Regions from separate parts of the Homo sapiens genome. Here region 1 is linked to region 2. A link is a loop called in an ENCODE intact Hi-C map of the cell type or tissue named here. Cell type or tissue: right lobe of liver. All regions are shown on one strand. Each heading gives the region's core, and the rest is flanking DNA. Links, peaks and the distances in the headings are about the cores only. Region 1 holds the start of FMO1 (flavin containing dimethylaniline monoxygenase 1). Region 2 overlaps FMO1 (flavin containing dimethylaniline monoxygenase 1).

Evidence for each region. A loop is a pair of places that touch in the nucleus more often than their neighbours do. Peaks named below come from ENCODE experiments on the same cell type or tissue, not always from the same donor. Only the 100,000 strongest peaks of a DNase experiment are listed, where the experiment ranks them.
Region 1: a loop joins it to region 2, with 2.3 times the contacts of the local background. A loop is called at or near these places in 11 of 110 quality-filtered maps.

Annotation. Positions count from the first base shown.
Region 1 is chr1:171,235,707-171,250,226 of GRCh38, reverse strand. FMO1 (flavin containing dimethylaniline monoxygenase 1) reads right to left here and starts at 1,733. Exons shown (of 9, transcript NM_001282693.2): 1 at 1,604-1,733. It overlaps FMO1-AS1 (FMO1 antisense RNA 1), which reads left to right. Exons shown (of 5, transcript XR_922278.4): 2 at 2,500-2,646. In right lobe of liver, for the core only: a CTCF peak has its summit at 4,567; a DNase peak (open chromatin) is centred at 4,586; H3K27ac peaks cover 454 bases.
Region 2 is chr1:171,283,748-171,300,582 of GRCh38, reverse strand. FMO1 (flavin containing dimethylaniline monoxygenase 1) reads right to left here. Exons shown (of 9, transcript NM_001282693.2): 9 at 14,622-15,381. The coding sequence ends at 15,039. Among named protein-coding and RNA genes, the nearest start is that of FMO4, 22 kb to the left of the region's middle. RefSeq lists enhancers at 437-1,227, 1,228-2,020. In right lobe of liver, for the core only: no CTCF peak of the experiment used is centred there; a DNase peak (open chromatin) is centred at 7,592.

The sequences.
Region 1 (14,520 bases), core at 840-8,839, 48 kb after region 2:
CTGATCTGATTCCAAGGTTTGAGAAGTTGTGCAGTGCTCAGCAGGCACATAAACCTTATTATTAAGTAATTGGGATTAAGAATGAAATAAAAATATTATTTTTCTTTTAGTTTGTATATTACTTGTTCAAAAAACTACAAAGTTGTTAGAACATAAATAGTTATTAAGTTTTTGTCTACTTAATAGGAGAAACTATGGTCTGGGGGCACCTTGAAGAAATTGCACACCAAGGGCTCCTTGAACCTAGAAAGTTGAAAACTTCTGGGCAAGAGTTTTATTTTCCGAGTTTATTTTATTGACCCGGAGATTTTATTTGTTGATGTCAAGAAAATGCATATTATACTATATTTGAGGCTAGCATTGTATCAATTAGCCAATGTTTAACTGTTTCCAGTGTGACTCACCTATGCATTTACTAGGAAGCCATTGGCACTGTCAGATTTGTATCCAGCCCTCTATTTATGCATTCCCCATCTTCTCCTCCTTCCCTACTCCCTCTGTCTCTCTCTCTCACACACACACATACACACACACACACACTCCTACACCTTAGTGCATGAAAATACTTCAGAATACTGGTTGGCACAGACTGCACAATGATACCCTATCCTCAAGTGGGTTGTGACATTTCAGGAGTAATCAGAGAGAGATTCAGCTGGATGGCAGTTGGGGTGGGTGAAGGTGCCTACTTAGCCCCTGGGAACAAAGGAGCACAGCTGGTAAGAAACTTGGGTCCAAGGAGGGCCATACTCTGGGATTTCTGTCCTCTAGCAGCAGCTCCTCATTTACTCAAATGTTCCTAACCACAACAAGCAAATAAAAATTCTCCCAGGCTTTAGGTCCTCTGTGCCAGTTACAAGGCCATAGCAGATTCCCTAGGATGCAGGGGAAACTCTAATAACCAAGGACTCAGTTTCTCCATCTGCAGAACAGATGGCATAGACCTGAATATCTAAAAATGATTTTCAAACCCTTGATGTTTATGATCTTGTGAATTTAACTGGAGCAGGATTAGTAAAAAAGATGTGCCAATCACATGGAAATCAATAAATTTTGACATAATACATAGAATGAAGCACGAAACACTTTTAACAACAGAAAAAAAGATGACATGACAGAACAGATTAGTCAAATTCTAAAGGGGCTTGCCTTTTGCTTCCCACTTGTGCCAAATGCCAACATTTGGTAGTCACCCTTCAAAAACTATGATCTCAGACAATGTTAGAAGCTGCTGATGGAAGCACTAAAAAAAAAAAGAGACTTTTCCTCTTGCATTAGAAATCCAAGTTTTTCCCATTTGATTCAACCACTTAATAATCTACCCAACAGTATACTTACCTGTGTACATGGAAGACAGGTAAGTATACTGCTGGGTAGATTATTAAGTGGTTGAATCAATGATATTGTCCCATTATAAGTATCCAAACATTTACTACTCCTATACTTTGGGCCAAGGAGTAGCTTTATAGCTCCTCCAGGGTTGGACAGAGAAAGCTGCTTTCTGATAAGGTGGTTCTTCCCTGGAGCACAATAACAAAACAGGAAAACTCCAGACCCCACTTTCCTCATCCAAAGAAATCAGAGATTATATCTGGTTACTTACTTTACGTACTTGTAATTTCTGGTGCCAATGGCTCTGCCACGCAGGACTCTGGTATTAGCAGAGATCAAAATGAATCAGTATGAGCCAGTGCTGGCTTGGGAGTCCCCAGCACAGTGGATAAACCTGGTCTAAGAGATAAGGAATGTTAAATTTGAAACCCAAGGTTAGCCGTTGTTTATATTTTAACTTGTTGATTAATGCAACAGCGAAATGCTAGGAGAAACACTGTCTGGTGATATGTACTTTAGACTCACTCTTCTGCTTACAGACTATAAACTAAGTTAGGGAGTTACACCAGCATCCTCACTTGTTCATCAGTTTTATTCTTTAAGGGGATGAGAATAAAATAAGACAATTATGTTAACAGTTACTACACCACAGATTCACTTTTAAGGGCTTTGATCCATTTCACCTTTAGGGACAATTATTATTTTTAAAAAATCATATATTACTCACATTAGTAAACTCAATTTGTAAAGGCTTTTTAAGTGCAGCTGATTGCCCAAGCACTTGGGAAATAAAAGACAGGTATATGGGAGGAGTCTGATCTTGGGAATCACAAGTCCTGGGTTCGAGTATTGCGTTCACCAGCTATTATCAGAGTCATGTTGGAAAAATTGTATAACTTTTCTCAGCTTTAGTTTCCTCAATTTAAAATAGGCATGATCGAGTGGCTGCCAGGGGCTGGGGAAAGAAGGGAATGGGGAAGGATTGCTAATGAGTATGGAGTTTTCTTTTGGGTGTGATGAAAGTGTTTTGAAACTGGATAGAGGTTGTGGTTACACAGCATTATGAATGTACTAAATGCCACTGAATTCTATACTTTGAAATGGTTAACGACAGATTGTTGGAAAATGGTGGATAGGAGGCAGGACTAACTTGCAGTTTCCACGCAGACAGACAGAACAGCATGTGGAGACTCACACAGTGAAATTTTCCTCCAAGAAGTACTGCATGAACATACCAGGAAAACCAAAAGAATTCACAGGACCTTTGAAAGAAGTGGCTTGCCGCTGCAAACTCCATGAGACAGCTGAAAAACTGTGAGTGCCCAAAGTGTGAGTGGGGGAAAAAATCTGCCTCCAAACACGCAAACCCACTAGGGAACCTAAAAATCCAGATCACAGGAGAAGGATTTAACCTTACCTAGAGCTGGGATGAATTTAGAGAGCAAAACGAAATATAAAAGTAGAAGCAGTGGGAAGAGCCCTGTAGGTACTCTTGGTGCCCAGGGAAGTCATTTCTGACTTTATCTCACAGGGGTCCTTGAGGAGGGCTGCCAGTGAAATTGAGGAAGGACCACAGGGAGAAGGAAACTTCCAGCTGAACTTTGTAATAGTTTTGACTATTAGCCTGAGAAACACGAATACTTATCCAGGAGACCTTAGGGCAATCTTGCATTCTCCCTATACTACCGCAGCTGATGCTGTCTTGAAAATGAGGAAAAGGAGTCATTATACAAAAAAGATACTTGAACACACTTGTTTATAGCAGCACAATTTGCAATTGCAAAAAATGAAACCAGCCAAAATGCCCATCAATCAATGAGTGGATAAATAATTCGTGGTATATACATACCATGGAATACTACTCAGCCATAAAAAGGGATGAAATAATGGCATTCACAGCAACCTGGATGGAGTTGCAGACCATTATCCTAAGTGAAGTAACTTGGGAGTGGAAAACTGAACATTCTATGTTCTCACTCATAAGTTGGAGCTAGGCTATGAGAATACAAAGGCATAAAAATGATACAATGGACTTTGGGGACTTGGGGGTAAGTGTTGGAGTGGGGGGTGATGCATAAAAGACTACACATTGGGTATAGTGTACACTGCTCAGATGATGGGTGCACCAAAACCCACAAATCACCATTAAAGAACTTATCCAGGTAACAAAACACCACCTGCTCCCCCAAAAGCTATTGAAATAAATAAAATAAAAAATTCTAAAAAATAAATAAAACAGGCATAATAACATCTGCATCAGATAGTTGTGGTGGGGATTAGATGAGATAATCTATGTCAAGAGATTTGTGTATATATAGTAAATACTGTGTATGATTGTAATGATGATAATGATGATGATGATGATGCTGTCATTGTTGGACCAGATAAGGTGTCTTGATTGCTGGTTCATAACACTGAAATGACTCCCACAGGTACAGAGAATAAATTCCATGAGAGGTTGGTGGACTGAAGCAGAGAGAAATTTCTGAAAGAATATGTCTTTTTCCTTGATTTTCAACATGGTATAACCCTTTGACCTGGAGGTCCTGTGTATCACTGAGTATACTGCTTGCTCATTGGGCTCACCTTTTGCCTCATTTCTGGCTTATTAAGTATTCAGCACAGAGACAGCATTGTTAGCTCTGTGAAATTCAGCTGCTTTGCTGCAGCTATGAAAATAATAATATTTGGATGATTTCAAGCTTAATTATACCCAGAGAGTAAGCCTTTAAAATGACTATTAGTTCAAGTATGTTTTCAAAAATCAGAATATGTTTGATTTGTAATTTACCTTGGTGTGCAGCATATACACATCAAGGTAAGTATGTAAGTACTGGGATTTGGTACACTAATGGTGGGACTTAACTTGTCCCTGGGCCTTACCAGGCATGCTGCTAACATAAGGAGAATCACAGGACTTTAAACTGTTGGTTGAGAATAAGATGATGATTTTATTATATCATCTCATTTTCCATAATCAGCAAGAGACTTGTAGTAATTAAAAATGAGAAGACCGGCCTTCGGTGGCAACTTCAGTTTCTGCTATTTTTAGGGATTTTTGTTAGTCAGTTATACTCTAGGCCATGGGATAAGGAAGGATATGTAGTCCCCTTATTCGAGTGGACCTAGACCCTAAGAAGCTGAATTGGTAGACAATAATGCTCTTTAGGAAATATTCTGGACCTCCTACCTTCAGGGAAGATGAATGGTAGGATTGTTCTTCTTGGCCCTCTAGCGGTTGGTTGGGAGGAATGTGACTCGTTCTGGTCAAAGAACTGTGAGCTAGAGTAAGGTGTCCTTTCTGGGCTAGAGCACTTAATTGCCAGTAAGATTCCATAGAACTTTCTTTTCCTTCAGTGTGGTAATCAGCAACTTTCAAGATGGCTCTTCTATTAGTCCGAATACCTGGTGAATGTGATGAGCAGGGCCTACACTAATGGACACATACATGAAATAATCTTTGTTTTATTTCAAGGTATCGAGGTTTGGGGATTGGTTGTTAATGCATCATACCAAGTCTTTATTGATCAATGCACTAGAGGGATGTTTCTTAGCTCCTTCATTGTATTTCTCAATCATCTTCTTTTTTAAAAAGTATATTTTTTATTTCGATAGGTTTTTAGGGAGCAGGTGGTGTTTGGTTACATGAAAAAGTTCTTTAGTGGTGATTTGCGAGATTTTGGTGCACTCATCACCCAAGCAGTGTACACTGTACGCAATGTGTAGTCTTTTATGCCTCACCTCCCTCCTGCCCTTTCCCCTAAGTCCCCAAAGTCCATCGTATCATTCTTATGCCTTTGCATTCTCATAGCTTAGCTCCCACTTATGAGTGAGAACATACAATGTTTGGTTTTCCATTCCTGGGTTACTTTACTTAGAATAATGGTCTCTAACTCCATCCAGGTTGCTGCAAATGCCATTATTTTGTTCCTTTTTTTATGGTTGAGTAGTGTTCCATGGTGTGTGTGTGTGTGTATATATATATATGTATCATAAATTATTATCCACTCATTGATTGATGGGCATTTGAGCTGGTTCTATATTTTGGCAATTGCAAATTGTGGTGACGTAAACATGCTTGTGCAAGTATCTTTCTTGTGTAATGACTTCTTTTCCTCTGGTTAGATACCCAGTAGTGGGATTGCTGAATCAAATGGTAGAACTACTTTCAATTCTTTAAGGAATCTCCACACTGTTTTCCATAGTGGTTGTACTACTTTAAATTCACACCAGCAGTGTAAAAGTTTTCCCTTTTCACCACATTCATGCCAACATCTATAATTTTATATTTTTAAAATTATGGACATTCTTGCAGGAGTAAGGTGGTATTGCATTGTGGTTTTGATTTGCATTTCCCTGATCATTAGTGATGTTGAACATTTTTCCATATGCTTGTTGGCCATTTGTATATCTTCTTTTGAGAATTGTCTATTCATGTCTTTAGCCCACTTTTTGATGAGATTGTTCGTTTTTTCCTGCTGATTTGTTTGAGTTCCTTGTAGATTCTGGATATTAGTCTTTTGTTTTATGTATAGATTGCAAAGATTTTCTCCCACTCTGTGGGTTGTCCGTTAACTCTGCTAATTATTTCATTTGTTGTGCAGAAGCTTTTTAATTTAATTAAGTCCAATCTATTTATCTTTGTTTTTGTTGCATTTGCTTTTGGCTTCTTGGTCATGAAGTCTTTGCTTAAGTCAATGTCTAGAAGAGTTTTTCTGATGTTATCGTCTAGTATTTTTATGGTTTCAGGTGTTAGATTTGTCTTTCATTCATCTTGAGTTGTCAACCATCTTCTTCAGTCTCACTTCCATTACTCTATTTCACTTCTCTGATTCACAGTTAGAGCCACAGAATTTTAGAGCTGAAAGAGAGCACAGAATTTACTTAGTCTGAAAATTGGACCCACCCCGTGAAATTGTTTTTCTCTCTACAAAAAACAAAGTTAAGACAAACACAATTCCCTAACTCACAACTTCCCGCTACACTCGAAGCATCAAAGGTCCCCTACCTACACAGATCTTCCCCACAGATACCTGTCATTCTAAAATGTGAGTGTTTGTTTTTTAATGCCACACATTAAAGGAAGTAATTCCCTCTGTTCCTTACACCTCGAGGTTATTATTTTTCTTTTCCTGAGAACCCACCTTTAGAATGAAAGCACTGAAAGTGGAGTTGGAGGGAGAACCAAGACTACTTAAGGCCAATTATTATGCTTGAAATGAGTTTACTAGTGTCAGTAGTGGTGATTCAGTGACTCACATATCCACTATCTGAAGATTGGAGGAAACAGCCACTTTTATGTTTTTCTTTTTAAGAATTTCTTTAAACATCTTTATAGCTTGATAAACATTTGTGACAAAGCCTGCAACTGTACGTTAGAAACTATCTTATCTATCATATCACTTAGAATTCTATCTTGAGTCTGCCTAAGGGGTTTGTAATTAATACAAAAGGTATTACATGGTATCATTTTTTAAAATTTTTTCTAAAAAAATGGGTACATGTGCAGAATGCGTGGGTTTGTTACATAGGTATACATGCGCCATGGTGGTTTGCTGCATCGTCTAAGTTCCCTTCCCTCACTCCTCACCCCCAACAGGCCCTGGTGTCTGTTGTTGCCCTCTCTGTGTCCGTATGTTCTTATTGTTCAACTCCCACTTATGAGAGAGAACAAATGGTATTTGGTTTTCTTTTCCTGTGTTAGCTTGCTGAGGATGATAGCTTTCAGCATCATCCATGTCCCTGCAAAGGATATGATCTCATTCCTTTTATAGTATCCCATGCTGTATATATGCCACACTTTCATTATCCAGTCTATCATTGATGGGCATTTGGTTTGGTTCCATGTCTTTGCTATTGTAAATGGTGCTGCAATAAATGTGTGCATGTGTCTTTACAGTAGAATAATTTATATTCCTTTGGGTATATATCCAGTATTGGAATTCTAGGTCAAATGTTATTTCTGGTCCTAGATCCTTGAGGAATCACCATACTGTCTTCCACAATGGTTGAACTAACTTACATTCCCACCAACAATGTAAAAGCATTCCTATTTCTCCACAGACTCACCAGTATCTATTGTTTCTTGACTTTTTAATAATTACCATTCTGACTAGTGTGAGATGGTATCTCTTTGTGGTTTTGATTTGTATTTCTCTAATGATCAGTGATGTGGAGATTGTTTTCATGTTTGTTAGCTGCATAAATGTCTTCTTTTGAGAAGTGTCTGTTCATATCCTTTGCCCACTTTTTGATGGGGTTGTTTTTTTTCTTGTAAATTTGTTTAAGTTTCTCGTAGATTCTGGATGTTAGAGCTTTGTCAGATGGATAGATTGCAGAAATTTTCTCCCATTCTCTAGGTTACCTGTTCACTCTGATAATAGTTTCTTTTGTTGTGCAGAAGCTCTTTAGTTTAATTAGATCCCATTTATCAATTTTGGCTTTTGTTGCAATTGCTTTTGGCGTCTTAGTCATGAGGTCTTTGCCCATGCCTATGTCCTGTATGGTATTGCCTAGGTTTTCTTCTAGGGTTTTTAAGGTTTGTGGTTTTACATTTAAGTATTTAATCCAACTTGAGTTAATTTTTGTATAAGGCTTAAGAAGTGTCCACTTTCTGTTTTCTGCCTATGGCTAGCCAGTTTTCCCAGCACCGTTTACTGAATAGGAGATCCTTTCCCCATTGCTTGTTGTTGGCAGGTTTGTCAAAGATCAGATGGTTGTAGATGTGTGGTGTTATTTCTGAGGTCTCTGTTCTACTCCATTGGCCTATATGCCTGTTTTGGTACCAATACCATGCTATTTTGGTTACTGTAGCCTTGTAGTATAGTTTGAAGTCAGGTAGTGTGTTTCTTCTAGCTTTGTTGTTTTTGCTTACAATTGTCTTGGCTATACCGGGTCTTCTTTGATTTCTTATAAAGTTTAAAATAATTTTTTAAATTCTGTGAAGAATATCAATGGGAATAGCATTGAATCTGTAAGTTATTTTGGGCGGTATGGCCATTTTCATGATAGTGATTCCTCCTATCCATGAGGATGGAATGTTTTTCCATTTGTTTGTGTCCTCTCTTATTTCCTTGAGCAGTAGTTTGTATTTCTCCTTGAAGAGGTCCTTTACATCCCTTGTTAGCTGTATTCCTAGGTATTTTATTCTCTTTGTAGCAATTGTGAATGGGAGTTTGTTCATGATTTGGCTCCCTGCTTGTCTATTGTTGGTGTAAAGGCATGCTTGTGATTTTTGCACATTGATTTTGTATCCTGAGATTGCTGAAGTTGCTTATCAGTTTAGAGTTTTGGAGTTGAGATCATGAGTTTTCTAAATGTACAATTATGTCATCTGCAAACAGAGACAATTTGACTTCCTCTCTTCCTATCTGAATACACTCTATTTCTTTTTCTTTCCTGATTGCCCTGGCCAGAACTTCCAATACTCTGTTGAATAGAAGTGGTGAGAGAGGGCACTCTTGTCTTGTACCAGTTTTCAAAGGGAATGGTTCCATCTTTTACCCATTCAATATGATATTGACTGTGGGTTTGTCATAAATAGCTCTTATTTTGAAATATGTTCCATCAATACCTAGTTTATTGAGAGTTTTAACATGAAAGGATGTTGAATTTCATCAAAGGCTTTTTCTACATCTCTTGAGACAATCATGCGGTTTTGTCTTTGGTTCTGTTTATGTGATGGTACCTTTATTGATTTGCACATGTTGAACCAGCACTACCTCCCAGGAATGAAGCTGGCTTGATCGTGGTGGATAAGTTTTTTGATGTATTGCTGGATTCAGCTTGCCAGTATTTTATTGAGGATTTTTGCATTGATGTTCATCAGGGATATTGGCCTGAAGTTTTCTCTTTTTGTTGTGTCTCTGCCAGGCTTGGTATCAGGATGATGCTGGCCTCAAAATATGGGTTAGGGAGGAGTCCTTCCTTTTCAATTGTTCAGAATAGTTTCAGAAGGAATGGTACCAGCTCCACTTTGTGTTTCTGGTAGAACTCAGCTGTGAATCTATCTGGTCCTGGGCTTTTTTTGGTTAGCAGGCTATTAATTACTGCCTCAATTTCAGAACTTGTTATTAGACTATTCAAGGATTCAACTTCTTCCTGGTTAGGAGGGTGTATGTGTCCAGGAATTTATCCATTTCTTCTAGATTTTCCAGTTTATTTGCATAGAGGTGTTTATATTATTCTCTGATGGTAGTTTGTATTTCTGTGGGGTCAGTGGTGATATCCCCTTTATCATTTTTTATTGTGTCTATTTGATTTTTCTCTCTTTTCTTCTTTATTGGTCTAGCTAGCAGTCTATTTACTTTGTTAATCTTTTCAAAAAACCAGCTCCTGGATTCATTGATTTTTTTTTTTGAAGGTTTTCTTTGTGTCTGTATCTCATTCAGTTCTTCTCTGATCTTAGTTATTTCTTGTCATCTGCTAGCTTTTGGATTAGTTTGTTCTTGCCTTTCTAGCTCTTGTAAGTGTGGTGTTAGGGTGTTTTTTTGAGATCTTTCAACTTTCTGATGTGGGCATTTAGTGCTATAAATTTTCCTCTTAACACTGCTTTAGCTGTGTCCCAGAGATTCTGGTACATTTTCTCTTTGTGCTCATTGGTTTCAAAGAGCTTCTTGATTCTGCCTTAATTTCATTATTTACCCAGGAGTCATTCAGGAGCACGTTGTTGAATTTCCATGTAACTGTGTAGTTGAGTGAGTTTCTTAATTCTGAGATCTAATTTGATTGCACTTTGGTTTGAGAGACTGTTATGATTTCAGTTCTTTTGCATTTGCTGAGGAGTGTTTTACTTCCAATTATGTGGTTGATTTTAGAATAAGTGCTATGTGGCACTGAGAAGAATGTATATTCCATTGATTTGGGGTAGAGAATTCTTTAGACATCTACTAGGTCCACTTGATCCAGAGCTGAGTTCAAGTCCTGGATATCCTTGTTAATTTTCTGTCTTGTTGATATGTCTAATACTGACAGTGGGATGTTAAAATCTCCCACTATTATGGTATGGGAGTCTAAGTCTCTTTGTAGGTCTTTGAGAACTTGTTTTATGAATCTGGGTGCTCCTGTATTGGGTGCATATATATTTAGAATAGTTAGCTCTTCGTGTTGAATTATTCCCTTTACCATTATGTAATGCCCTTCTTTATCTTTTTTTATCTTTATTGGTTTAAAGTCTGTTTTGTTAGAGACTAGGATTGCAATCCTTGCTTTTTTTCACTTTTCATTTGCTTGGTAAATTTTCCTCCATCCCTTTATTTTGAGCCTGTGTGTGTCTTTACGTGTGAGATGGGTCTCCTGAATATAGTACACAAATGGGTCTTGACTCTTTATCCAATTTGCCAGTCTGTGTCTTTCAATGGGGCATTAGTCCATTTACATTAAGGCCAATTACATGTGTGAATTTGATCCTGTCATTATGCTGCTATTTGGTTATTTTGCACACTAATTGATGTAGTTTCTTCATAGTGTCATTGGTTTTTATATTTTGGTTTGTTTTTGCATTGGCTGGTACTGGTTTTTCCTTTCCATATTTAGTGCTTCTTTCAGGAACTCTTGCAGGGCAGGCCTGGTGGTAACAAAATCCCTCAGCATTTGTTTGTCTGGAAAGGATTTTATTTCTCCTTTGCTTGTGAAGCTTAGTTTGGCTGGATATGAAATTCTCAGTTGAAAATTATTTTATTTAAGAATGTTAAATATTGGCCCCCAATCTCTTCTGGCTTGCAGAGTTTCTGCTGAGAGGTCCACTGTTAGTCTGATGGGCTTCTCTTTGTAGGTGACCTGGCCTTTCTCTCTGGCTGCCCTTAACAGTTTTTCCTTCATTTCGACCTTGGAGAATCTGATGATTATGTGTCTTGGAGTTGGTCTTCTCATGGAGTATCTTTGTGGTGTTCTCTGTATTTCCTGAATTCGCATGTTGTCCTGTCTTGCTAGATTTGGTAAGTTTTCCTGGATAATATCTTGAAGTGTGTTTTCCAGCTTGTTTCCATTCTCCTCATCTCCCTCTGGTACTCCAATCAATTGTAGCTTTGCTCTTTTTATAAAGTCCCATTTTTTTTGAGGGTTCGTTTATTCATTTTCATTCTCTTCCTCTAGTCTTGTCTGCATGCCTTATTTCAGCAAGGTGGTCTTCAAACTCTGATATCCTTTCTTCTGCTTCATCTATTTGGCTATTGATACTTGTGTATGCTTCATGAAGTTCTCATCGTATGTTTTTCAGCTCCATCAGATTGTTCATGTTCCTCTCTAAACTGATTATTCTAGTTAGCAATTCCTCTAACCTTTTATCGAGGTTCTTAGCTTCTTTGCATTGGGTTAGAACATACTCCTTTAGCTCAGTGTAGTTTTTTATTACCCATCTTCTGAAGCCTAATTCTGTCAATTCATTCAGCTTATCTTCTGTCCAGTTCTGTGCCCTTGATGGAGAGATGTTGTGATTATTTGGAGGAGAAGAGGCACTCTGGCCTTTTGGGTTTTCAGCATTTTTTTGTTGATTATTTCTCATCTTTGTGAGTTTGTCTAGTTTTGGTCTTTGAGGCCGCTGACCCTTGAATGGGGTTTTTGTGGGGGCTTTTTGTTGTTGTTGTGATTCGGTTGTTGTTGCTTTCTGCTTGTTTGTTTTTCTTTCAATGGTCAGGTTCCTCTTCTGTAGGGTTGCTGCAGTTTGCTGGGGGTTCACTTCAGGTCTTATTCATCTGATTCGCTCCTGTGCCTGGAGATATCACTCAAGGAGGCTGGAAAATAGCAAAGATGGGTGCCTGCTCCTTCATCTGGGACCTCTGACCTCTAGGGGCACCAACCTGATGCCAGTAGGATTGCTCCTGTATGGGGTGTCTGACAACTGCTGTTGGAGAGTCTCACTCACGTGGGTGGCATGGGGAACAGGACCCCTTTAATGGAGCACTTTGTCCCTTGGTGGAGGGGGTGTGCCTCACTGGGGGAAACCCAGTCATCTGGACTGTATGGATTCCTCAGAACTACCAGGAAGAAAGGCTGTCTTCTGGTTTGCGGAGACTGTAGCCACATCTCCTGCTAGTGGCTAAGGCCCCAGGGAATCTGCATTCTGTCTCTGAGCCTCTGGCTGGAGTTATTGGAGTTCCTGCAAGGAAGCCCCACCCATTGAAGAAGGATGGGTCAGGGTCAGGCCTGAAGAGGCACTCTGCCTGCAGACTGCCACAGCTGGTGTGTTGGGCTGTGGGGGACAAGTCTTGGGAGCAAGCTGTCCAGCCTCCCTGGCTCCAGCAGGGGACAAGCACAGCCTGGGGCTATAGAGATGGGTGCTGCCCTTCCCTCTGCCAGGGAGCTCAGTGTGTTAGGCAGTTGTGAGTCCCAGTGCTGGCTGCTGCCCCTCCCGCAAGGAGCTCAAATGGCTTAGACAGCAGGCAGATGCAGCCATGATGCTGATCGGCCCTCCCCCTGGGAGCTCCATAGGCTTAAGCAGATTCCAGCGGCAAGGCTGTTAAGAGTCTGCATGTCCTGGGGTTGGGATGCTAGGCCCAGGTGATGTGTGTTCATGAGTGAAATTCTTTGATCCATGGGTTGCACAGTTCCATGGGAAAAGCACAGTTTTCCCAGCTGGGTAATACGCTCACCGCCCCCCTTGGCTAGGCAGAGGGGGCTCCCCAGCCCCATGTGGCTCTCAGGTGGGCCACCATACTACACTGTTCTTCCTTCTCTCAGTGGGTCAAACCAGCGTCCTAATCAGTTCTGGTGAGAGAACCTGGATACCTTGGTTGCCAGTGAAGGATTCACATGCATATTTGTTGTGTGAAGTCAGGGACCCTGAACAGAGGGACCAGCTGGATCAGCAGCAGAGGGACATAAATTGTGAAGATTTCATGGACATTTATCAGTTCCCAAATCATAGTTTTATAATTTCTTATGCCTGTGTTTACTTTAATCACTTATATCTTCATAAGCTGAGGATGTACATTACCTCAGGACCACTGTGATAATTGTGTTAACTCTACAAATTGATAGTAAAACATGTGTGTTTGAACAATATGAAATCAGTGCACCTTGAAAAAGAACAGTATAACAGCGATTTTTATGGAACAAGGGAAGACATACATAAGGTCTGACCGCCTGTGGGATCTGGCAAAAACAGCCATATTTTTCTTCTTGCAGAGAGGCTATAAATGGACCTGCAAGTAGGAGAGACATCACTAAATTCTTTTCCTAGCAAGGAATATTAATATTAATACCCTGGGAGAGGAATGCATTCCTGGGGGAAGGTCTATAAATGGCCACCTGGAGAATGTCTGTCTTATGCAGTTGAGATAAGGACTGAGATACACCCTGGTCTCCTGCAGTACCCTCAGGCTTACTAGGGTGGGGAAAAACTCCCCCCTGGTAAATCTGTGATCAGACTGGTTCTCTGCTCTTGAATCCTGTTTTCTGTTGTTTAAGATGTTTATCAAGACAATACATCCACCGCTGAACATAGACCCTTATCAGTGGTTCTGCTTTTTCCGGAAAGTGTCCTGTTCCCTCAGAAGCATGTGATCTTTGTTAGACCCTTATTAGTAGTTCTGCTTTTTGCCCTTTGAATCATGTGATCTTTGTACCTACTCTCTGTTCTTATACCCCCTCCCCTTTTGAAACCCTTAATCAAAACTTGCTGGTCTGAGACTCAGGCGGGCATCATGGTCCTACCGATATGTGATGTCACCCCCGATGGCGCAGCTGTAAAATTCCTCTCTTTGTACTGTCTCTCTTTATTTCTCAGCTGACTGACACTTACGGAAAATAGAAAGAACCTACGTTGAAATATTGGGGGCAGATTCCCCCAATACATATTATGGTTTTTTCAATGGGAGCCTTCAAATGCCACTGTTTCTTGTTGTCCATCTTGGTCCCACAGCCTTGTTATATTTAGAGTAGTATAGTATAGTGGAGTGAAGCAGAAAGGATACTAGTGAGGAATCAAAGTTCCTTAACATCCTTATCTGTAGAGGGGTTTAATCATTTTTGCTTTGCCTAACCCACAATGTTGTGGTGGGGATCAGGTAGGATAATATTTATAGAAGTTCTTTGTAAATAGTTGCAGAACTCTATTAACTAAAGCTCAAAAGCTTGCATTTGTTTTTTTCTTGTGCCTCTTGGTATTCCCAGACATAGCACAGTGCCTGGCATGTAGTAGGTGCTTTATAAATGTTTAATAAATGAATAAACTGTAAGCCATATGTCCTT
Region 2 (16,835 bases), core at 3,635-11,634:
TTGGTATTCATTCAATAAATTTTTTACTTCTAAAATTTCTCTTTGTTCTTTAAAAAAAATCTATCTCTTGGTAAATTTCTTATTCATATCTTGAATTGTTTTCCCGATTTCTCTGTATTGTTTTCAGTACAGAGAAACCTGTATTTGCAGTGTTCTCTTGTATCACACTGAGCTGCTTTAAATTCAGTATTTTGAATTCTTTATCTGGGATTTCATGAATTTCTTTTTGCTTGGGATCTGTTGCTGGAAAATTATTGTGTTCCTTTGGGGGTGTCATAGTTTCTTGTTTTTTCACATTTTCTGTTCCCTTATATTGATATCTCTGCATCTGGTGTAACAATAACTTCTTCCAATTTCTTGAAGTTGCTTTTGCTGGGGAGGATTTTTCCTGAAGATTTATTTACATTTTTGGTTCCATGGGGTGCTTTTACTTTGATTTTGGGTGCATGCGGGAGTGTAGACACTGTATAATTTCTTCAGCTGTAAACAGTATCAGTAGTATCTATGATTTCCTCAGTGGCTTAGTGAGTGGTTGTTAGTAGAGTCTAACTCCCCTCTTCCTTGGGCAGCAGGTGTGATGTGAGCAATGGCAGTAGCAATGGTGGAGCAACCCCCTGGAACCTAAGCAGTCTGTGCTAGTGTTAGTGTTGGTTGTGACAGGTTGTGTAAGCCAGTCTCCTGGCCTACTGGTAGTGTATGTGAATGGGTGCTAGCTGTGGTGGTATCAGCAGGTTGGGTCAGCCTGTTTAGGTGCCAGGGAAGGTAGACTAGGTTAGGCAATCTCCAGGCCTCTGGATAGTGTGCTTGAGTTCTGGAGGGATGGGACTGGACTGGCTGGATTGACCTTGCCATGACTATGACGGCTTGCAGAAAAAAGAAAGTGAGAAGTTTAGAGTAAACAATTTCCTTTTTTAAGTAAGTGAGGGAGAAATTGCACACATTATCTCTATTCACATACTGTTTTCAAGAACTTGGTCACATGGCCACACAAACTGCAAGGAAGACTGGGAAATGTACGTGCCAGAGAGGTGGCCATGTGACCAGGATGAAGGGGGAAACAGACTTTTTGGGTGCAAGCAGCTACCTGTCAGATTGTCCTTCTGGAAGACTCCTGGAATTACTTTCCCCTCTTTTTCTGCAGACTGTAGCCTGAAATTTTGGTACTATCCACTTACTACACTGAGAATGAAGCTGGCCTAGGGAGAAGGGCAGATCCAAGGGAAATGTGGAGAATTCCCATTCTCAGGGAATGTCACCGAAGCTACTGGATTAAGTCCACCCAGAAGCCCTCCCTATTGCTGGACTCCCAATTATGTGAGCCACCAGTTGTTTCTTGTCATGCCAGTTAACTTTGAATTTTCTGTTTCTTGAAATAGTAGCAATGGTGGAGCAACCCCCTGGAACCCAAGCAGTCTGTGCTAGTGTTAGTGTTGGTTGTGACAGGTTGTGTCATAAATTAACCATACTAACATAGGAGTTATTAATAAATTAATTTTAGGCAGCTAGAAAGGGTAAAAGAGTTCTCAGTGAAATTTTCCTTCAGTAAAAAGCAGCCCCCAAACCATTTCTTCCCTCACAGAAAGCAGCCTGAAAAGTCGAGCTGCAAGCATAAATATGCAAGCTAGAAGCTTTTATATGTAAATGCCAGCAGCTGTACCTGGAAGCAAGGTATGTTCAATATGCCATTTTGTGCTCTCTTTTCCTTGTCACCACCTGTGCAGGTGTCATAGTGACCACCAGGTAGAAGCCGCATTTGCATAACAAAAAATTAGGGTGGAAGGGCCAGTCTTTTCATAGGCTATTTAAATAGCACACCTGGTCAAACCAACTGACCAGGTAAATCAATCACTGCGTCCTCAAGCCTCTGTGCAAAATTGATCGTGTTCCACCCCAAACCTGGAGACCCTCTCTTGGGCGACCTGCTTTCTCAGCATGAGAAAGCTTTCTTTCTCTTCTTTGTCTATTAAACTTTCCTCTCCTAAACCCACTCCTTGTGTGTGTCCATGTCCTGAATTCTTTCTTGGAGCAAGACAAAGAACCATGGGTATATCCCCAGACAACGGAGCCATTTCAATACCACTACTGACAGACACGGTTATTTACACTGTGAAAGGAAATTAATTTTGGGACCCCAAACACATTTAACCAATGGGAAAAGTCAAGTTGGGAACTGGGTCATGCAAATCTGCCTTCCCCTTTTAGTTCCTAAATAAGATGGCTACAAGATGAAGAGCTACACACTTCCCCCATATTTTGCCCACAAGGAAATTCCTAGTGAATTGTTAAAACTTCACCATGGCAGTGCAAATTGATAGCTTATCTTTATAATGTGCAGTTACCTCAGCTCACCAGACACAAATGCATATCTGATTGTTCCCCTACTCCATGTTGTCTGTGTTATCTTATGTAAAATGCAGATTCCTGTATTTTTCCTCTGCTCCTTTTATGTCATCTTATGTAAAAATGCACTTACATGAAAACTGTGTCCTTCTCAATATCCCGCCCTTTCCACTTTAAATTTGGAGCCTTTTGCCTTTGGAGAAAGGCATAGATCTGTCTCCTGGGCAAGTCCTTAACTTTGGCAAATAAATCTCATGAAATGATTGAGACTTGTCTCATCATTTTTCTTGATTGACATCTGGTAACCACAAAGGGATCCTGAGTGAAAGATACCTGGCCTGCTGCAGTTTGCCTCTTGGTGATTGGTACTAGCTTGGGCACCTTACAGCCCAAACCGATAGGATGATTTGCCGAAGTCTGGGAATCTTCCAGCGTTTTTCAGTTGGGGATCTGAGGTTTGAATGCTGTTAAAAAAAAAAAGTCTTTATTTTGTGGGAGTTTTTCCACTTGCTTCCATCAAGGAAGGCAAGCTCATCTGCTTCTGCATCACTGGAGAGTTGTCTTCAGCTTGGGCCCCCATCGCTAGGTAAGAAACTGGTTTGGGATTCTGTCTTGCAAATTCTTTTAAATGACTAACATTAGCATTAAGAACAAGCTGGTGTTAATTTCTTGCTTACACTTAGAACACTCAGAAATCGTATAACTTGTGTGATCATTGTGAGTTTTGCTTAACTGTTTTGTTTGTTTATGTTTTTGTGTATGCCTATATGTGTATGTTTTTATCCTTTCCCCTATTGCATTTGACCAACACCAAACCCTCTAGCTCATTAGTGTGGAATCTTCCACTCTGAAGAAATAGAACACCTTGCTCCCCTTAGCCTTTCTAGGCATTCTCAGGTGACTGAGAATCACATGAGGGTGTCTGGGAGAAATGCTCCCTAAGATGTGCAGTGGCTCTAAATAAGTTTCCCCCTCAGAAGAACATACTTAGGGTCTAATCTCAGCTGGCAGGTGCATGCAAGGAACTAACGCCTCCTGCACCTTGAGCCCCTGACACATTGTGCCTGGTAGCTGCAATATGTGTGGACCAAACCAGTTCAGGGTGTAATGGCCCTGAAAAGCTAGGTTTGCAAGCAGCATATTTTGGGTGTGACACATGTCCTGACTTGGTCAAATCCAAAGAGGAACTCTAAATTATGGAGAACGAGGCCTCTAAGACCCCAGCAGCTGTGGAAGATAAACTTCCCCCATTAGAAACTCTGGCTGGGTATATGCAAAATACTTATGGTGAATCATCATGCAAATATTTAACCAAGTGGACCACTATAACTAAAGCAGATTCTAAATTACAGTGGCTTAAATGGGAATCTTTTGAGATGCCCAAATTAGTGTACTTGCAAACCAAGATGGAAAACGCAGAGACAAAAACTAAACAACCAGAATGGGAGAGCCATTTTTAGTGGTATCTGGAAAGTAGCAAAACTGGGGAAGGCCACCTCATCTCCCTACAGGAGGTGAACAAACAAGTTAGAAATGCTAGTCAAGAACTCTCTCATCTTTTATCTCCCTTAAATAAATCCTTGGGATCTCTTGCTTCCCCCTAGGCACCTCCCCCACCTCCACCTCCAACCCCACTCTACCCTGACCTCTCTGAAATTCCGGGACCAGATCTGTCCCCACCTTCTCCTGCATGTTTAACACTCACTTAACAGAAGGCAGTTGGGAATCTGACTTCAAAGACCCCACCCACGGAAGATTACCCGACAGCCCCAATGCAGCATCTCATCTGGAAGATGTGGAAAAGGGGAACTCCGCAGGGACTTCTCTCATGATAACCCCATTTTGGGAACAGCCAATAACAGGTAGGGGAACCCCAGTGATTGTCTATGAACCCTATTCAAAGGCTGAATTACAAGGCATAAAGAATTTCCTGACCCTCATAAATATCCAATTGGGTTTGCCTGAGAATTTGAGCTCATTATATGAGCTAGGTTATTCAGACCTTCATCAGCTAGTCTACATCTTGATCTCAGAAGCTAAAGCTAAGGAATGGCTGGAAAAAGCATAATGGTCAGATCCTATAGCAGATTTGACCCCTGAAGGCCCAATAGAGTCACAAGAACCAGCCCCACCGAATTCAGAAGACAGGCATAAAAACGTGCTGGAAAGAGTCACTGCTCTGTTAAATAGCATTCCTTCAGTGTTCCAAAGGGTTATGGATTGGAATAAAATCCAACAATGCTGCTAGAACCCAAATGAATCAGTTTTAGACTATTTCACACATTCTAATAAAACTTTAAGACAGTGTTGCAGTATGTCAGCTGATTGCTTTAAAAACAATAAAAATGATACATTATTAGATGCAAATTTCTTTATTAATTTTTTTTTTTTTTTGAGATGGAGTCTCGCTGTGTCACCCAGGCTAGAGTGCAGTGGTGCCGTCTCGGCTCACTGTAACCTCTGACTCCCTGGTTCAAGCGATTCTTCTGCCTCAGCCTCCTGAGTAGCTGGGAAGACAGTCACGCGCCACCATGCCTAGCTCATTTTTGTACTTTTAGTAGAGATGGGATTTCACCATGTTGGCCAGATGGTCTCAATTTCCTGACCTTGTGATCCGCCTGCCTTGGCCTCCCAAAGTGCTGGAATTACAGGCATGAGCCACTGCGCCCAGACAAAAAATTTTTCAATTAAATGGACTAGATCGTGATTTAGCCACCCTTGTAAAACACCACATGACAAATTGGGCCATAGCCAGAACTAATGAACGAGTTAACCTAGCTGACAAATTAGCCCACACTATGATAAAAAAGGAAAAACAGAAGATTGCCTGAGTTATGCATTTACAGCTAAAGCAATTAACTTCTCTTGGCCCCAGGAAGAATCTAAGCTTCCTCAGTCTGAGAACTCTTCACTTCTAGTCTGTTACTACTATAAAAGACCGGGACACCTTAAGAGGGATTACCTTAGGCTGAAAGAAAAGGCAGGAAAATGCAACTCTGGAAGACGAGGGATGCTCCAAGGAAATGCAGGGGTTTCACCTCTCCAAATATTCTACCCTGACAAACAAATTGGGAGAGACTAATATAATAAACCGTAAGCTTACAACTGCCTTATTTGATGCAGGTGTGACCATATTGCTGATAACTCCTGTCTTAATTAGAAACCCCATTCTCTGGAGTAATGAAAGAATTTACATGGCGGGAGTGTCTAATAAAACAATCTTATGTTTTAAGTCCAAATCTGTACCTTACTGGTTCATCAGGTTCAGCTCCCCCGCTGAAGGCTCTAAGTGTGACATGCTCAGTAGGTCCCATATGTTTCTTACATGCCCTGGGTCCCCTGTCAATCTTTTGGGCTGTGACCTCCTCCACATCCATAATGTCTATATCTCTTTTTCATAAAAAAGTGAACCTTTTTTAGAATTGGAGCCAGGGTACCAAAAATACCAAATTAAAAAATGTCCTGACAATGTACCACAATTTACTACTAGTAATGTTAAAACATAAGCTTGTGACTGGGAAAATAAAATGGAGACAGAGAAGGAAATATTGGGGGGAAGAGAAAACACTGGAATAAAAAACAGGAAACATTACAACTCTTTCTAGCTTCCCCAGTCTTCCTGTTAATGCCAGAAGCAGAGCACTTACTCAAGGATATCCCCTCCCATTTATGGTCTCAGTCAAATGCAGATATAGGAAAAATATTCTCAGCCACTCCAATAAAGGTGGAGATGAACCCAAAGAAACCCCTACCCAACCTTAAACAATATTCTCTACGACAGGAAGCCATAGATGGAATTGCCCCTATCATACACGATTATCTGAAAAAGGGGCTTATTATTCCCTGCACAAGCCCCTGCAACAGCCCTGTATTCCCTGTAAAGAAACTAAGCAAGAGAGGACGGAGAGTTGTGCAGGACTTGAGGGCAATAAGCAATATTGTAATACCCAGGCACCCAGTAGTCCCAACCCACATACCCTTCTATCAGCTATACCCACTACCAGCCAGTATTTCTCAGTTGTGAATCTCTGTAATGCCTTCTTTAGTATTCCTGTAGATCCAGTCAGTATTTGTTTGCTTTTGCTTGGAAAGAACAGCAATATATGTGGACTGTAATGTCCCAAAGGGTATACAGAAAGTCCCACTTACTTTTCCCAAATATTAAAAGCTGATTTAGAGTATTTAATTTTTCCCCAGGACTCAACACTCATTCAGAATGTGGATGACTTTCTCCTTTGTCCAGACACACTATCTATCCTTTCAGGAAGATAGTCTATATTTACTCAAACAGCCACCAAGGGACATAAAGTGTCCAAAGACAAACTTCTGCTATGCTTACTGCAAGTTAAGTATTTGGGGCATATTATCTTAGTCAAAAGACTGAGTATTAACCCCGACAGAGTGAGAGGAATTTTAGCTTTCCCAATGCCCATTGCTAAGAAAAAACTTAGAGGATTTTTAAGCCTGGATGGCTATTGTAGAAACTGGATACCATATTTCTCCCTTATGTCTCAACCTCTGTATGCATACCTAAAAAATAAACAACCTGATCCCATCAGGTGGACTCCAGAGGCACAATCAGCTGTACAACAAATAAAGGAAATTCTAACTAATGCCCCAGCCTTAACGTACCCAAACTACAAATTGCCTTTCTCCCTTTTCGTACATGAAACTGGAGGTACTGCATCCAGGGTACTGACCTAGAGACATGGTGATCATCAGAGACCTATAAGCTATTATAGTCAACACCTGTACCCTGTGGCTCAAGGGCTGCTTCCTTGTGTGACAGCAATAGCGGCCATGACCCTTCTGTACAAATCTGTTGAAGATACAATTATAGGTTCCCCTCTTACCATTTTTGTGCCACATTCTCTTGAAGCCCTTCTAAACTCTCATCATACTCAACATCTGTCAACTGGTTAGCCTCTTATGAAATTTTGCTTTGATCATCTCCCAATATTACCATTTCCTGCTGTAATAATCTTAATCCAGCCACTCTCTTGCCAGGACCTTCCAACAAAACCCCCCATGACTGTGCTCTGATGACTGACTGACTTCTCTCTCCCAGGACAGACCTACAGGAGATGCCACTGGATAATGCTGAGACAGAATGGTATACAGATGGGTCTTATTTAAGAGGAGAGGATGAAAATTTTAGAGCAGGATATGCTGTGGTTTCCTTACTAGAGGTAATTAAAGCCAGTCCTCTTCCCCAGGCCAGATCAGCTCAAGTAGCCAAATTGATTGCCCTGACCCGAGCTTGCCAACTGGCAAAAAGACAAGGCTGCAACCATTTACACTGACTGCTGCTTTTGAGGTTGCTCATGACTTTGTTATGTTATGGAAAGAGAGAGGATATTTAACCTCCTTGGGGCAACCCATAAAAAATGGACAACAAGTATCAGAGCTATTAGAAGCTATTCTAAAACCAAAATGTTTGGCAACTATGAAAATCCCAGGTCATTCAAAATTAGACACCATAGAAAGTTAGGGTAACCAACTGGCTGAAGCTACAGCTAAAAGAGCAGCATCCGAGCCACCAGTCCCAATCTGGGAAATGGCCATAAAACCCCAAATACTTAAAAACATGTTGAAAGAAACCCAGAGCATAGCTCCTACAGAAGAGAAATCTACTTGGAAACAGGCAGGGAGGTACTTGTCTCTTGAAAGTGAAATATGATGTGGACCTAATAATAAACCCATTATTCCAATGGGATGTCAGGTGTCCCTTATGGAGTATGTTCATAATCTAACCCATTGGAATCTAGATAAAATAATACCCTGGTGTAAACAATATTACTGGAAACCATCCTTCACAGTGGCACAAAAAGGTTACTCTTTTTTTTTTTTTTTTTTTTTTTTTTGAGACGGAGTCTCGCTCTGTCGCCCAGGCTGGAGTGCAGTGGCGGGATCTCGGCTCACTGGAGGCTCCGCCTCCCGGGTTCACGCCATTCTCCTGCCTCAGCCTCCCAAGTAGCTGGGACTACAGGCGCCCGCCACTACGCCCGGCTAGTTTTTTTGTATTTTTAGTAGAGACGGGGTTTCACCGTTTTAGCCGGGATGGTCTCGATCTCCTGACCTCGTGATCCGCCCGCCTCGGCCTCCCAAAGTGCTGGGATTACAGGCGTGAGCCACCGCGCCCGGCCCAAAAAGGTTACTCTTAATGTGCTATTTGTCCCAAACAAAACCTAGGAAAGACCCTCCATGGGGCCCACGGTCATTTTTTCCTTCCGGCTGGACCCTTTGAGGTATGGCAGCTTGATTTTATCTGGCTGCCATCATCTCAAGGTTGTTAAGTATGTTTTTGTAATGGTCTGCATGTTTTCCCGTTGGGTTGAAGCTTTTCCCTGCAGGCAAGCAACAGCCATGGCAGTTGGAAAATTCTTCTACAAAAAATTATCCCACTGTGGGGAGTCCCCTGTGAACTTCACAGTGACAGGGGAGCTCACTTTACCGGCCAGGTTATTCAAGATGTTTGTGAAATTTGGCCCATATTTCAACATTTCCATTGTGCCTACCACCCCCAGTCCTCAGGCCTGGTGGAAAGGACCAATGGAATAATTAAAACACAATTGGCTAAGTTCACAGAGGCATTTCACCTCCCCTGGTCCAAAGCTGCTTACGGTCTGATCCACCCCTTTTGGAAAACATCAACTTTCCCCTTATGAAATTATAACAGGAAGGCCCATGTGTATGGGAATGAACATAACCAATCCAACTCTTCTTAAGGGAGATATATTGCAATATTGTGAGGGACTCATTTATTACCGTAAAAAAAATCAAGATTTGGGCCAGGCACAGTGGCTCATGCCTGTAATCCCAGCACTTTGGGAGGCCGAGGCAGGTGGATCATGAGGTCAGGAGTTCGAGACCAGCCTGGCCAATATGCTGAAAACTGTCCCTACTAAAAATACAAAAATTAGCTGGGTGTAGTGGCATGCACCTCTAGTTCCAGCTACTTGGGAGGGTGAGGCAGAAGAATCCCTTGAACCTGGGAGGTGGAGGTTGCAGTGAGCTGAGATCACGCCACTGCACTCCAGCCTGGGTGACAGAGTGAGACTCTGTCTCAAAAAAAAAAAAAAATTAAGATTTGGTAAATAATTCCTTTCACAGTATGCACCCTGAAGATAAGGTGCCTGGCCATGATCTGCAACTAAGAGATTTTGTCTACTGGGAAGGACATCTAATAAAGGACTTCCTTCAACCCCAGTGGAAGGGGTACTATACCAGGTATTATTGACTAATCCATGTGCCACAAAATTAGAGGGTATAGACTCATGGATTCACATCTCTCATCTTAAAAAGGCACAATGTCCTGAGTAGACTGTAACTCCCACCAAAGACCTTTGCCTCCAGTTCATTAAACATCAACCTTTAATGCAGGATTAGAAGCAGACGACAGCTGTTGTGGACGGCTTAAACCCAAGACACAGAACCAGGCCTGTATACCAAGGAATGCCTATGTTTATTGTACAATAACCATTATAATTATTGTCCTAGATATGCTGGCAACAGCAGTCTTATAAAGAACAGAGCACTTACCTTGTCTGATTTAACACCCTTTAGTAACTAAATAAATTTCACAACCTTGAAATGAGACTTGTTTCATCATTTTCCTCCACTGACAACACTTCTTTGTTTTTACAAACAATATGACAATGAACATCTTTGTATAAATATCTTTGTACACATGACAATTTCTATGGAATAGACTCTGAGATACGTAATTGTGTCAAAGGATACATGCATTTAAAATTATGCACGATATTGCCAAATTGCCCCCAAATGCATTTAATATCATTTTGATTCCACAATGACCACTTTCCTCCCCTAATGGCCTGGAATATGTCCCTTTGAGTCCTTTTATGTCTTGATATTATAGTATGGCTTTTGCAGAGGAGCATTTTGCTAACATGGATTCTCCTTTGCTGCCGGCATTTAAGATTAGCTCCTATTTCTAACCTCATATTGCACTCGCTCCTTCTCTGTTTACTAATCTGGCTATAACTCTAATAAGAAGCATACTCTTTATAAAGGCTGCTTATACGTCCACAAAAATGAATGTCTGAAATTAAAAAAAATGCATAGTTAAGTAGTATAAGTTTTACTCTGTAGGAAAATTTGCTCAATAATAGAGGCTGATCTCATATTTTTCCTTTTGGCTTAAAATATTTAGGTCCACTTTAAAATGTCTAACAAAGTTTTTGTCTTTCAGAGAAAGAATTAAATGCAGTCTTCTTTCATTTTTAATCAAAGTGCTCTCAAGTTAGAATATTTTAAAATAATAATGTATTCTATCTCATGAGGGACAGGACAACTCTAAAAGATGTTGTTTTTCTCAGTTGTTTACAGCCCCCATGTGAAACTTCCTAAATTGGGAAGCAGTGATTGAGACAGCGACACTGAGGGTAGGAGAACATAAGAAGCTCTTCATTTTTATCTCCTCTTACTATGACTGCTTCTGAGAATGGCATCACCCACAAATTATTCTTGGGGAAGCAGGGAGACAGGGGTAGAGGGACTAAATGGTGGTAAGGGGACCAGGGAAGCCAGGTAGCACTAACCTAGGGAAGAAATTAAATGAGTCTAAACTAGCCAGTGAGGAAGAAGGGAGGGTAAGAGACAGATGAGTCTGTGAGATATTAATAGTTACCTTTAGGTAAGCACTGACCACATGCCAGGCACTGGCCTAATGCTTTACATGGATTATCTTCATTAATTCTCCGTTACAGCAATGCTGAAGTGTTACTTCCATATTTTATAGATAAAGGAACTGAAGTTAGAAGACATTAAATAACTAGCCCAAGGTTGTGCAGCAAAGTAGGATTCAACCCGGGCCATCTGACTCTACAGCCCATGTGTTTGCACTCAGTACCACAGTGGTCTTTGCTCTGTGTTAGAGACACACTTGATAAGGCTCATAGGCTGTTGGATATGAGGTATGAGGGTTAGAGTGTCAAAGGTGATGTGTTTCAGTGGAAACATAACTATTGGTAAATGGTGTTGCTATTCCTTGGAAGAGTTAAAAGATAATTTTCAAAGAAGGTAGAATTGTGATTCATACAAATGTAAGATAGACACGTATTAGAGATTTTATTTCACTTGTTATTAAAAAGGAAATTGGTAAGATGTTACAATCAGTTCAAAAGAAAATTTAAAGATAAAATACGCATGTATAAATCAGGAATGTTGAAATGAATGTGCAAATGGAGGCAAAACTAGTTTTTCGCACAGTGGGGAAGGGACGCCAATTAGACTTCTGCTGGACATTATCTACGTGTCTATAGACAAGAATTATTTTGCACTGCTATTAGTTATCTATAATTTACTGAGTTATAAAATAGTTACCATAGAATAAAAATCAAATAACCTCATTAATGTCCTTAGTCGATGTGTAATTATTCACGGAAATTGTTCATTTCCCTACAGAGGATAAGGATGATGACATTAGCAGTTAAGTAAGGACTGTTGGGGAAAATAAGGACTGTTGGGAAATGAGTTTAATTTTGAGCATACTGCATTTGAGAGGCCTGTGACATACTGTGGTGTCAATGCCCTATGAGGAGCTAGGTCTATGGCCTAGAAAAAATAAATCAGGCGATAAAACATACATCTTGCTTGGGTAACATAGTAATAATAGCTATCATTTATTGAACACATACCTTGTACAGTATTTATGCGAAGTACTTTATGTGGATCATGCCATTTAATCCTCATAACATCCTTATGAGGCAAAATAAATTCTCAGAAGATAACTTCTATGTTATAGAAGGGAAAACTGTAGCTTAGGAAAAGTAAGTGACTTGCTCAAGGTCACACAGCTAGTAAGTGGCAGGGCCCTTGCTGGTTCTCCAAGCATCTCCACACGATGGGACATGTTGAAAGACCCAGAGCATTGGTACATGAGAAGATAGGTAACTTTACTTAAGACTGGTCTAGCAGGGGGTACTATTAATAGACATTAAAAATATTTTCAGAAAACATAAAATTACTCTTGGTGATGAAATGCCTCAGAAGCTCTTCTGATTTAAATAGTGTGCAAGAAACAGGAAATGCCTCAGAAGCTCTTCTGGTTTAAATAGTGTGCAAGAAACAGAGTAAGTAATGTAATGTCAAAATGTTTTACGTATTTCCTATTTTGCTAGATTTATGAGAATTCACTCAATTTTTTTTTCTGAACAGAAAAAAATGATACTTTTTTCAGGAGTGTGCATGGAATAATTTCTAGACTAGAAATGAGTCTGTTCTATAACACAGTCTTAGAGACTTGTAGACTTTTGAGTCTGTTCTATAATATAGTCATAGAGGAGGCCTAGCACAGCCATAGTCAGGAAAAAAAAGGAATGCACAGGGAAAAAGATGCATGTGGAGATTCAAACCCATGGATTCAGAAATTAAAGATATATATAAAGGGAAAGATATGAAATTCTAGGCACAGCATGAACGATTGACAATTGACAGGCAGACAGGTCCACACACACTCATAGGGAGAGTGGGAAAGGGAGAGAGACCTACAGATACTTTCATGGAGTAACATTCTTGTAATATGGCTTTTGCAATATCACTATTAAGGCTTCTGGAGTCATTTGAACATTGGAGACAGTGGGCTTAAATGGTAAAAAGCCTGTGATGTATGTTCTGGATTCTCATGTTCTGACTCAGCCACATTTTACCTGTTACCTGGGACAAATCAATTGACATCTCCTTATCTGAGTTTTCTTACTTGTCAAATTGTGTATGTAGTACAGTCGTCTTCCCAATCACATCATTATTGTGTGGATTAAGTGAGATAACAGTTGGCATTTTATTAATTTTAAAATAGTATAAAATGTGCAGCATTATAATTACTGCTGTAGTCTTTACATAATATATGTTTTTTTTTGCTGGCACCACCACTAATGTTTGGCACAGATTCAAAGGCAGCAGGGGAGGTTTTGTGTGTGTGTGTGTGTGTTTGTGTGTGTTTATAGTGAAAGAAAGGGAAGGCTTCAGGTACTCTCACTGATGGTTGTTGGCATAGGGAAGGTGGAGGTAGGTTAACTAGAAGCAAGACATCAGATGGGACTGGTTTGAGAAGCTTATTTGGCTTTCTTTCGTCACTCCTGAGTTAGAAGCAGGGGCAACAAGTAGAGAAGCTGGCACTCATTAAACAAGTCCTGACTGTTCTGAGCTGATTGCTGCAGGGGTTGTAGGTTATAAATCTATTGCTGTAAATGGTCTGGTCATTGACCATATGTATATTCAGTCTCCCAGTGCAGTAGATATGATCAGGTTCAGGTGGCCGCTTGTGTCATGATTTGCCACTGTGGCCTGAGGAGTTTATCCTTCCTTGTTTCACCTTGGGCACTAAACTTCTCCCCAGCCAGCTTCATGAGGAAAGTTAAAATATCAGCTTTGTTTCAATGGAAAGAAAAGCATTTCTAGGAGTAATCTAGATTGTATGCAGTGGGGGCAATTCTTCATCATGTGTTTCTATGGTAAGAGTGAAACAGGTCACAAGGAAAAGTAAGAAATGGAACAATACTGAAGAGTTGGCAGAGCCAAACAAAGTTGGGGAGAAATGATCTGTATCTGTACTGGCCCTACAGAGATCACTCTTTTCCTGACGCCACAGTTTTTGAATCTTGTCCCTGCATCCAAACTGTGGACCTCTCTGTGAGGTGAGGTTTACCCACAGGGTTTTCCATATAAGCCACGAGATGAAGTGAAGCAAAGCCTTTCCTGATTATGAGTCATATCTTCATCAGCTGTAACTGTGAGATAGGCTGGGTCTAGTTTCATTGAAACTGCTGCTTTTGACACGATGTTTGCTTTTGTTCCTCTTTTTCTTTCCCTTTTTTCCTCTCCCTGCTTTCTCTCCATTAAAAGCTTCTTGGCTGTGCTCTTTATCTAATGAATTCCAATTGAATTTGGTTGGTTCTCATTGACTCTTTAAAAGGAGGCAGCTCCATTTGCCTCTTACAGCAGGGTTGTGAAGGAGGATCTAAGCAGGTAGGCTTTTTCCTTTGGCTGCTGGAGGCTGGTTCTAAGAGCCCGTGGAGGTGGTGGTTTTCTGTGGAATCTGATTTGGGTCTTTGGGAGGCCAGCTGGAGTAACAGCTTTGTTATAAAGAGTGTTCTGGAGGAATGAACAGTCCCAGGCAGGTACAGTCCTTTGGGAAACTCTCAAAGTAACTCATTGAACCCCCTATCCTTTTATGAGCTTTATTCATAGAATCCTCATCTTTTTCTCCCTTTTCCCAATCTTTAATAAGAGAACAAAAGATCACTTAAAACAATCAATTTTTAGGTTTATTTTTTACTTTTAATAAGCCAGTACTATAAGAGCACCATTTCAGCACAACACAATCATTTGTGAAGTAAGGGGTTTTAGTTGAGATCTGTGAAAATAGTTTATATGGGAAAGAGGTATGATGGCTCAGAGTGCTGTCAAGAACAGCTTTCTTTCTAAAATGAACCTGTAACTTTCCAACAACCTTCAAATGCACAGAAGTCTTAGTTATCATTCTCTAGCATTAGAAGTGGAGCTGGGAGAGGCTCAGGAATACCAGTGGTAGCCCTGGGGCCAGCCAGGGAAGCGAGAGGGTGGCCTTTACTATTTGAATACAGTTTATAACTGTGAAGGCAATATTGCTGTAAGAGAGGAATTGGAGCATTGTAAATCTACTCTGTGCATCTTCCATTTAGGAGATCTTTTACTTATAGGAAAATCAGAAAAATAGCCACAAGCAAAGCCAGAAAGCTAAAGACTTTAAGAAAACTTTCAAAGGGAGATGGAGACTCTTGTACAACTCGAGCTTTGATGACCTTGAATGTTCGGTCCCACTGGGTCATGATGGCATTTCTGGCTCCTTCCCATTTTCCTGGGCCAGTCAAGCGGAACTGGTATGGTGAGCATGGGCCAAAGAAGACGGTCAGAGCCAGATGTGGATCCGTTAGGAGCATAGAGAACAGGTTGGGTTTTGCATTGATATAGGTCAGGAGTTCATCTATGTATGTGATATAATCTGATTGTAAAGCCTTGCAGTAGCACAAGCCAAACCTTTATAAAAGGAAGATTGGGGGAAAAGGTGAAGACAAAAAAACTGATAATCTTAGAACAAGTACAAGTGCCCAAAGCAAACAAATACTGCTGCAGAATTTGGGATGGTTTCTGCATTTTCCCCTTTATTTCCCTACCTATCTAACGGTCTCCTTCTGTTTCTTAAATCAAGATGAGTCCCTTCAAAAGATACTTTATACATATGGCTTTTAATGGGTGCTCTGAGTGCTCATAATGCATCTTAGTTCTTTTGTGAAATAATTAGCAATTTCTAGAGGAAAATATATTTTAAAATTTCTAAATCTTTATAAAATTCCATTATTCAGTAATAACAAATCCAATGATTTATATAATGTGAAAAGCCACAAAAATCTATAGGGTAAAATTCCCTGAAATGCTGGTATTAGGCTTTAATTAATTAATTAATTTTTCTTTTCCTTTTCTTTTTTTCTTTTTTCTTTTTTTTTTTTTTTACAAGGTCTTGCTCTGTCACCTAGGCTGGAGTGCAGTGGCATGATCATAGCTCACTGCAACCTTGAACTCCTTGGCTCAAGCGATCCTCCTGGCTTAGGAATAGGTGGGACTACAAGCATGAGCCACCATGCCTAAATAACTTTTATTTTTTTTGTAGGGATGGGGGCTTGCTATGTCATCCAGGCTGGTCTCAAAGTCCTGAGCTCAAATGATCCTCTTGCCTTAGCCTCCCAAAGTGCTGGGATTACAGGCATGATCCACTGCACCTGGCCCCTAAAATTGTTTGCTGACATGCGTGACAAGAAGATTTTCATTTTATAGCAGTTCTAATTAGTTATCTATTACACTGGAGTTCCATAATGAAGATCAAATCATATCCCAGGTTGAGGATAAAGAAGAGACATCTAAAATGCTATTATTGTTTTGGAATTTGGTACCTTGACAAGGATAGATCAACCCTTGAAGTTTGGGAATATATATGAACAAGAGAGTGATAATAAGTTCCTTAGATGCAATGATTTTAAAACTTGCTGTTTTTTGTTTTTTTTTTTTTGCCACAGAACCTTTATTTCAAGTGAAAATGTATATCAAACGCAGAAACAGATGAACAGATAAAACAAAGTGGTTTTATCAAACCACAAAACAATCAGAAATGTTTTGGTTGGATTGAGAGTGAGAGGGGAGGGCCAAGACTCTTTACTTTGCTGGCCATCAGTCTTCCATTGTCTCTAGCCTTGAGTGGTAGCCACAGAGCACAGCATAAGTGAAAACCTTTCCCATAGAGAAGTGCTCAATAAACTTTATTCTGAAAAAGGCCAGACAGTAAATGTTCAGGCTTTGAGAGCCACATTACAGTTTCTATCTCAACTGCTAAACAACTTTGGTACTGTAACACAAAAACAGCCATTGACAATATGTAAATGAATAACCATGGCTGTGTTCTAATAAAATTTTATTTATGGCCAGTATGGTTTCCATTT